Linked DNA regions of Homo sapiens: all the other regions are linked to region 3. The links are chromatin contacts, found by Hi-C or POLR2A ChIA-PET in ENCODE. All regions are on one chromosome and are shown on one strand. The core of a region is the stretch at or near the end of the contact, and the rest is flanking DNA. Distances in the headings are between cores, read along the strand shown. Region 1 holds the start of MXD1 (MAX dimerization protein 1). Region 2 overlaps ANXA4 (annexin A4). Region 3 holds the start of NFU1 (NFU1 iron-sulfur cluster scaffold).

Region 1 (2,700 bases), core at 32-2,531, 480 kb after region 3:
ACCTGTAATCCCAGCTACTCAGAAGGTTGAGGCAGGAGAATCGCTTGAACCCGGGAGAAGGAGGTTGCAGTGAGCCGAGATCGCGCCATTGCACTCCAGCCTGGGCGACAAGAGCAAAACTCCCTTTCAAAACAAACAAACAAAAACAATAATCTTGTGAGTGTTTTCATCTAGAATTAAAAGGGAGGGGAAAACCCCAAAAGAGATTTAAGCAAAGAATCTTAGGGTTTAATGCCATTCTGTAGGTTCAGGAAGTCTCTGAGCTTTAAAAAGCCGCTCGCGTGAAAGTAATTAATTATTCCATCACTTCCCGGGGGTGGAGGGGGGTGCGGAAAAGGCGCATGAGCTCAATGCTGTATACTGCAGCCCGATTCCAGCTCTTTCTTGAGGGCAGAAAAAACGCCGAGCGGCGAGCATTTAACAACGGCCGGCTTTTCTTCTCAAGCCCCGCAGCAGCCACGTGGCGCCTGCCCTAGCTCCCGGCTCACCGGCCACTAGCCTGCACCGCTCTTCGGGAGGATTCGAGGCTGGGCCCTCGCCAGCCCGAGTTCCGCGAAGCCCAGAACCTCCAGGGCCGCGGCCACCAGACCGAGGGCTCCGGCCCCGAACCCAAGCGGGGCAGAGCGCCCAGGCGACACGAGGTGCCAGCCTTCCATTCGATGGACGCCTGGCAGGTCCCCGGAAGTTTTCCCCGGGGACAGGTCTTGGCAACAGGTCCGAGGCAAGGCCGGGTGGAGCAGAGCTCCGCAGCGGCTGGTGAATCAGCGCCGCCCAGCGCCGGACCGGCCCTCCCAGCCAATGCCAGACCCGGTGAGGAGCAGCCAGGCTGCTGACCATCAGCCACTTAGGGCTCGCCTGGCCTGGAGAAAGGTGACATCATCGTAGCTGGGAGGTTTCCGAAGGCTTCACCAATGGGAGACCGGCGAGGTGCTTGCCTTCTGCAGCTCTTGGCCAATACTAACAAAGCAAAAGGGGGCCCGGGTTGTTGGTATAGAACCAATGGGAAACAAGGAAGGAGCACGAGGCGGAGTTGCGAATCCTGTCACCAGTTGGAAAGAGGGGGTGGAGCCCGGGCCTTGTCAAGTGTGACCAACCAGCGAGAGGAGCGGACTTTGCGGGGTGGAGCCCTGAAGCCCTCTCCCAATCGCACAAGTGTAGGGGCGGGGCATTCTTTGGGGGGCCCAATGAGGAACGCGGCCGAAGCTGGCCTGTCAAGAGAAGGGGCTGGGGGCGGGGAGATGGTGAGTCGGGGATAAACACTCCGCGGCGGTGGCGGCTGCTGCTCTGCTCCGGGTTCTGTCACTGTGTCGGCGGTGCCCAGCTCACTGGCCCCCTCCCTCTCTTGTCGAGCGTGGTTGCCAGAGAGGCTCCCTCAGCCCTGCTCCGCGGGGTCCACAGCGGGCTCCACAGCGGGCTCCATAGCGGGCTCCACAGCGGTCCGGCGGCGGCAGCGAGCCCGTGGGCAGTGGGGGTTGGTCCCGTGGCTCCGGCCCCCGGTGCAGAATGGCGGCGGCGGTTCGGATGAACATCCAGATGCTGCTGGAGGCGGCCGACTATCTGGAGCGGCGGGAGAGAGGTGCACGGGGACGGGGAGGGGTCCACTCGAAACGAGGCCGGGGGTCCTGTGGGGCCGGCCTCAGGTCCGGGCGCCCAGCCGCTCCGGGGGTGGTTGGAGGCGGGGAGACCGCGAGCGCTCCCAACCCCTCTGGCTCTCCCCACGCGCGGTCCGAAGGGAAGCCGCCGCTGCCCCAAAGCAATGAATGGGGTGGAGAAGGGGCTGCCGCCCGCCGGGGTCCCGAACGCCGCCCCTTCCCCAGCCCTTCACGAGTGGGTGGCCGGGGCCCCCTCCGATAGCCTCCCTGGTTTACCTCACCCGGGCTGGTCCCGGCCGGCCCCCAGGTGGGCCCGGCGCCCCAGTCTCCTGGGCAGAGGAGCAGCGCCTCCCGGTCCCCGGCTCACGGTGCTTGCCCCGCACCTTCGCCTGAGCTGGTTCCACTTAACCCGCACCAACCTGCTGGATGTAGCCAGTGGGAAACCCAGGCTGCGTGAGCCTAGCCACTACTGTGTCTTTCTCAACAATGAGCAGCTGGAATCCTCCTTACACCTGCTCCGAATTGACGATATTCACACAATTTTTTTTTAAATCATTGTTCTCAGAATTCCACCTTACTCCATTTAATTATTTCCACAATATTCTTTTAAAGATAAATAAAGGAAAAAGGAAATACTGTAGAGAGGAGAGAGCATTAAATATTCTGGGCCCATTCATTAACTGGATCCTCCTGTTTTCTAGAAGCTGAACATGGTTATGCCTCCATGTTACCATACAATAACAAGGACAGAGATGCCTTAAAACGGAGGAACAAATCCAAAAAGAATAACAGCAGTAGCAGGTAATTTGGTAAATACTTCTTTCTGTCTTTTAGATTATATTGTAGGTGACACAAACTGCTGAATGTAAGTTTTCTGTTGTGATTATAACCCTATAAAATTACATTGTGGCCGTCATGATTCAGTAATGTACACATGGACTTAAGCCATTGCAGGAAGCTGTTTCTGTTTGGGTTGAGGGAACTGAAAAGAAAAATAGAAATGTTTTACATTTCTTTATGAACTTTATTCAAAATTTAATTTCACTTTTCTTCCCTTTTGGAACAAAAAAATCTGTGGAAGCTTCAAGTGAGATTAGCAATGGTGACA
Region 2 (2,700 bases), core at 100-2,599, 340 kb after region 3:
GATTACAGGCGTGCACCACCACGCCTGGCTAATTTTTGTATTTTTAGTAGAGACGGGGTTTCACCATATTGGTCAGGCTGGTCTTGAACTCCTGACCTCGTGATTCGCCTGCCTCGGCCTCCCAAAGTGCTGGGATTACAGGCATGAGTCACCGCGCCCGTCCTCAAGCAATTCTTGTACCTCAGCCTCCCTAGTAGCTGGGATTACAGGCATGCCAGGCTAATTTTGCTATTTTTAGTAGAGGCAGGGTTTCACCGTGTTGGCCAGGCTGGTCTCGAACTCCTGACCTCAGGTGATCTGCCCGCCCCTGCCTCCCACAATGCTGGGATTACAGGCGTGAGCCATCTCACCCTGCCCTATGTGTTAATAACCATTTAAAAATTTCCACCCTGCTAAGACTAGTCCGTGACTCTCTGTGCCTTTCTCCATTCTTCTCTTAACTAACCTCATGTTTTTATTAGCATCTGTAAGACCCATAAGGGGAAACTGAGAGAGAAAATTCAATAAGACTCCCTTGGTTTTGCAGCAGTAAGGTTATATGAGGTGTTTATGTAAAAGGAGCCCCCCCCCCCCCTTTTTTTTTTTTTTTGAGACAGAGTTTCGCTCTTGTTGCCCAGGTTGGAGAGCAGTGGCGCAATCTCAGCTCACTGCAACCTCCGCCTCCCAGGTTCAAGTGATTCTTCTGCCTCAGCCTTCCGAGTAGCTGGGATTACAGGCACCCGCCACCATGCCTGACTAATTGTTTGTATATTTAGTAGAGACGGGGTTTCATCAGGTTGGCCAGGCTGGTCTCAAACTCCTGACCTCAGGTAGTCCACCCACCTCGGCCTCCCAAAGTGCAGAGATTACAGGCGTGAGCCACCGCGTCCAGCCAAAAGGAGCCCCCTTAATCACAGCGTTTACCATGACCTGGGTAACAGGCATATTCAGCAGACAAATACCCCGATGATCATCAAGCCAGTCCTCTGTGGTTTGCATATGAAGCACATCAGCTGCTTCATCAGGGGTATTCTACTTGGCATTTATAAGGGGAGAGGAACAGTCCCCCTTCTCAGGGTAAACAGACCTTAGTGTGGCTTTTGTCCAGTCCACCAGGCTGGATGTTCTCTCAGGAATAACCTCCTATGTGTCTGGACCACCTGAAACATCTGCGATTGCTCCATAGAGAGCTGTGGGTCCTGCATCAACCCAAACATGAATGCTAGCATTTTGAATACTCTGCAGTGTTCGAAACCTAAGACACTGTCACTCACTTAGTTACTCACACAACCCATTTGAATAAAGGTTCTTCAGGAAGTTTATGATACTGATCTACAAAATGAAATAACTTCTTCACACTATACCCTGTGGTTTCAATCGTTTCATGGTTTGCCTTCCACCCCACATAAACTGCCTTCTTGGTTACCAGAGTTCTTAGTGATATTGTCTAATCTCAGCATGATTTTGCCATTGGTGGGTGGCTTTGCAGTTACTGGCTAGAGCGCAGACTCACTGAAATCTGAGCTTGGTCTGACCCAGCACTCTCTTTTAATTTTATTTTATCTGTTACAGATAATAACCAAGGGACTGAATATATCGCCTTTTCTTATTAGTTTGCATTTCCTTATGCTTCCAGTGAGCCAACACCTTGGGGTAGCTTTTACCTTTACTAACAGATCTCAGCATGGTATGCTACTCCGTACCATGAGTGGCTGTTACCAATGCCATGGGTTCTTGTAATCACCCAGGATAGAAATCAAGAGCAATCACCATACATAGCAGCAAAGAGAAAGTTTGTTTTGGCTCATGCACAAGGGAGCCAGTGCTGAGAAAGGAAAAGAAACAGACTGCTATCGGAGGATAGTGTGTGGGTTAGTTTTATAGGGTCTTTCCATGGGAAAGGGTTACATCAGAGCATGTATAGGAGAGGCTTTTCTAGCACTCATGCTTCTTCATGCATCATATGCAACATTAGTATTTTAAATCTCCACCCCATGCATTTTTAGCCTTAAAATGAGGAAGGGTAACTGTAGGTTGGACTTTAAGTCTAGCTATGCATGCAGGGCTCCAGGGAAGTCCCCAGCCCCCTGAAATAGGAACTCGTGGTTAATAAGCTTCTTGGGTCTTTTGTTATTAATTGGCTGAGAGTTAGATAAGTTAAAGCTTGAGTGAATGGCTTCTATCATTTTCTTCCAGGCCATTTTATTTATTTTTATTTTATTTATTTATTTATTTATTTATTTATTGAGACAGAGTCTCACTCTGTTGCCCAGGCTGGAGTGCAGTGGTGCAATCTTGGTTCACTGCAGCCTCCACTTCTGGGGGTTCACATGATTCTCCTGCCTCAGCCTCCTGAGTAGCTGGGATTACAGGCACTCACCACCATGCCCAGCTTAATTTTTATATTTTTATTAGAGATAGGGTTTCACCATGTTGGCCAGGCTGATCTCAAACTCCTGACCTCAGGTGATCTACCCACCTCAGCCTCCCAAAGTGCTGGAATTACAGGCGTGAGCCACCATGCCTGGCCCAGACCATTTAAAAATAGGGAACCCACCAGCCTGCCTATCTCATGACCATGTGGCCACCCAGGAATCAAAGTTTCTCATCCCCAACCCTTTTGTTCTTTCTCTTCCCAAACCACATATTTCTGCAAGCCAGGGCCATTCTAGCAAATCCCACTTCTGACACCAATTGTATAGGAAAACAAACTATTTTTCC
Region 3 (2,701 bases), core at 148-2,647:
CCGGCACACCACTTTAAATTACATGAATCTATTACAGCACTCATGACTGTCATTATTTGTTAATATATTTTTCTTGCTAGACTGCATACTCATTAAGGGGAGAAACTATCTTCATTTCTAGCTGCTAGCACAATGGCCTCAGTTCTTCATCTCTACAATGAGATTAGTTTCACAGCTACCTCATAAATAATCCAGAGAATCCATGTAAAGTGCTTAAACCAGTGCCAGGCCATGCAGTAAGTGCTCAATAAATGGCAGCTGCTACCATTATTTAATTGGTGCCCAATAATTACTAATTGAGTGCAGTTCAAGGTTTGGGGTAAAAATGCCTTTTTCTATAGCTCAGTATCTAAATCTGTGAATACTCTGGAATTTGGAAATGCACTAGAAGAATAATATTCTCGTCCCTTCAGCCCAGGGAAAAGGCAGCAGAATGAATAAAGAGGAAGCACATTCCAACATACAGGTTTAAAGTCTTGTTTTTTTAAAGTAAGAGTGGATTACATTATTCAAGGAAGACATCTACTCAAACACAGGAGGTAACTAACAAAAAATTCTACCAACTTAAATCTTTTTAGGATATACATTTAAACTTCAAGAGCACCATTAACACTACAATGTCTAATACTCTAGAGGGCAAACTCTCCGTAGGCCATTTTCTCCAGACGTAAAATTAAGGTACACCTACATAAATGTCCTCTTAGCAATGTTCACAGAAGTCTTTGAAAGGTGAAACTCAAAGGTAGGGCTCAGGGAGGCGGAAAAAACAAGGGAACAGAGTGGGCTTAATGGTGGTGGGTGCAGGGAATCTAGGGGTCCTGGTTCTCGTCGGAATTCCATCACTTAGAAACTGTGTAACCTTGGACATGTCACCTCCTCTTTCAGGGCCTTACTGGGAAAATGAGGAAACGAGACAAGGTATTTTCTTCCCTTCTGTGTGACATTCTGATTCTGCGTTTAGAAGAGGAGGGAATGCACCCGGTAGAGGGCCTGGGGGCGGGAGAGGCACACGATTTTAAAACAGCTCCTCCGTTCTGGCTCTACAGCCAGTCTCTACAAGCTTCCGTACCGCAGAGACTCAAGAACTGGGTCTCTGAGCCTGAGAGGAAGCTCCAGAGAGTCCGCCCGGATTAGGCCACAGAAGCGCCGAGCTCCCGCACAGACAGCCTCAGGGCTCACCCCCAACTACGGCGACAGGGCGGACCCGCCGGCTCCATCAGATGCACTACCCACCCGCCTCGAGAGAGGGTCTGCAAGGCGGCGACCGCTCCGCTGGCTAAGCCCAGCGGCACACCTATTCGGAGCTCCAGGCTCGTCACCTACCGCCTGCGCAGCCCGGCGGCAACAGCCGCAGCTCCCCAGCCCCGCCTGGCCGTCGCCGCCATCTTAGTCCGGAGTGCCTAAGGGTCTCCCTGACAGAACCACGAAAGATCTGCGCAGCCGCAGGCTGGCCGGTAGCTGGGCGGGCACTGGGAAGAGCCCACCCTACCGGCTGCGGGCGGTCCTGCTGCGGATAAGTGCGGTGGCCTACGCGCCGAGGTTTGCAGGCTACTGCGTCACCCTGACCAAGAGAGGCCGGGGAACCTTTCCCGTTTGCGCCAACGCTTGGTTAATTCACGCAGCACTGTGAACGCATGCGTGTTTCCGTACTTTGTTTTCCCTGTTGGCTAGGTTTTTAGCTGGTGCTGGTGCTGCCTTGCGAATGCTGTTTCCAGCCCCTAAACCTGACCCATTCCCTCCTCTAGGACCCTACTCAGCCTCCAGGCCCAGCTCAGTGACTGCCCCCAAAGACTCCCTGGAGCATTCCTTCTAAAAGGTTCTCGCATTTCTCCTGCCCTTTTCCCATGGGTCTGATGTGGAACTGTGTCTAACCCTTCCTCATAGCTGTGCTTGTCAGCTGCCACTTGGTCATCTTGGACCAACCCGCACAGAGGATGTATCTGGTACAGTGCTGCCCTTCTCCGATTAACATGAGACTTGACTAGTTTCCAGGGCAGAGTGCCAAAGCCCATTACCTATTCTTCCAGAACCTTCCTGGAGTATTCCGTTTTCTCTAGGACAACGGTTCTCAAAGTGCGGACTAGGGGCCAAAAAAAAGCAGGAGAACACGTTAGAAATGCACGTTAGAACATGTTAGAAATCCTGGGCCCCACTTTATACTTACTGAGGCACAATCTCTGTAGGTGGGGACTAGAAATCTTTGTTACTTGCTTTTTTTTTTTTTCTTTTTCCAGAGACAGGGTCTATCTCTGTTGCCCAGGCTGGAGAGCAGGAGTGCGATCATAGCTCACCAAAACCAACTCCTGGGCTCAAGTGATTCATCCTCCAGCCTCAGCCTCCCAAAGCACTGGGATTACAGGTGTGAGCCACGGTGCCTGGCTTTTATTAGCAGTAGTAGTAGTAGTATTTTTGTAGAGAAGAGGTCTCCCTGTGTTGCCTGGGCTGCTCTTGAACTCTGCTGGCCTCAAGTGATCCCTCTCACCTGGGCCTCCAAAAGCTCTTAGGTTACCTCACCCTGCCTAGTAGTGTTTTAACAAACCCTTCCCAGGATTCTGATGCCAGCTAAAATTTGAGAATCACTGTTCTGGAAGACAGAGGACTGGTTTCCAGAATGGAAACAGCACACCTGTTGTTGAACAGGTTGAGGCCACACCCAAGACAACCCTAGTAATTTCTATGGCCCACAGACACATCTAAGAGG

The links. A loop is a pair of places that touch in the nucleus more often than their neighbours do. ChIA-PET counts read pairs that join two places held with the same protein, here RNA polymerase II (POLR2A). Pooled maps may share reads with other maps.
Region 1: a map of sigmoid colon shows a loop between it and region 3 (6-fold over the local background). The contact joins the promoter of MXD1 here to the promoter of NFU1 in region 3. A Hi-C loop is called at or near these places in 1 of 168 maps with a recorded cell type or tissue (sigmoid colon) and 9 of 50 pooled maps. POLR2A ChIA-PET finds 5 or more read pairs at or near these places in 7 of 52 experiments (CD4-positive, alpha-beta T cell, CD4-positive, alpha-beta memory T cell, HEK293 and 3 more).
Region 2: a loop to region 3 is called in a pooled map, with 4 times the contacts of the local background. The contact joins the enhancer-like site here to the promoter of NFU1 in region 3. A Hi-C loop is called at or near these places in 6 of 50 pooled maps. POLR2A ChIA-PET finds 5 or more read pairs at or near these places in 2 of 52 experiments (Caco-2 and naive thymus-derived CD8-positive, alpha-beta T cell).

The regions. Positions count from the first base shown.
Region 1 is chr2:69,913,828-69,916,527 of GRCh38, forward strand. It overlaps MXD1 (MAX dimerization protein 1), which reads left to right and starts at 1,282. Exons shown (of 6, transcript NM_002357.4): 1 at 1,282-1,576; 2 at 2,294-2,393. The coding sequence starts at 1,504. RefSeq lists enhancers at 446-495, 508-1,113, 596-705, 806-1,005 and a silencer at 1,656-1,885.
Region 2 is chr2:69,773,767-69,776,466 of GRCh38, forward strand. The region is part of intron 1 of ANXA4 (annexin A4); the gene reads left to right. Among named protein-coding and RNA genes, the nearest start is that of SMANTIS, 24 kb to the right of the region's middle. Within about 2 kb of position 1,350, at least 6 of the 41 ENCODE cell types and tissues checked have a DNase peak (open chromatin) inside an H3K27ac peak, as active enhancers do.
Region 3 is chr2:69,436,038-69,438,738 of GRCh38, forward strand. It overlaps NFU1 (NFU1 iron-sulfur cluster scaffold), which reads right to left and starts at 1,398. Exons shown (of 8, transcript NM_001002755.4): 1 at 1,324-1,398. The coding sequence starts at 1,385. RefSeq lists an enhancer at 1,254-1,403.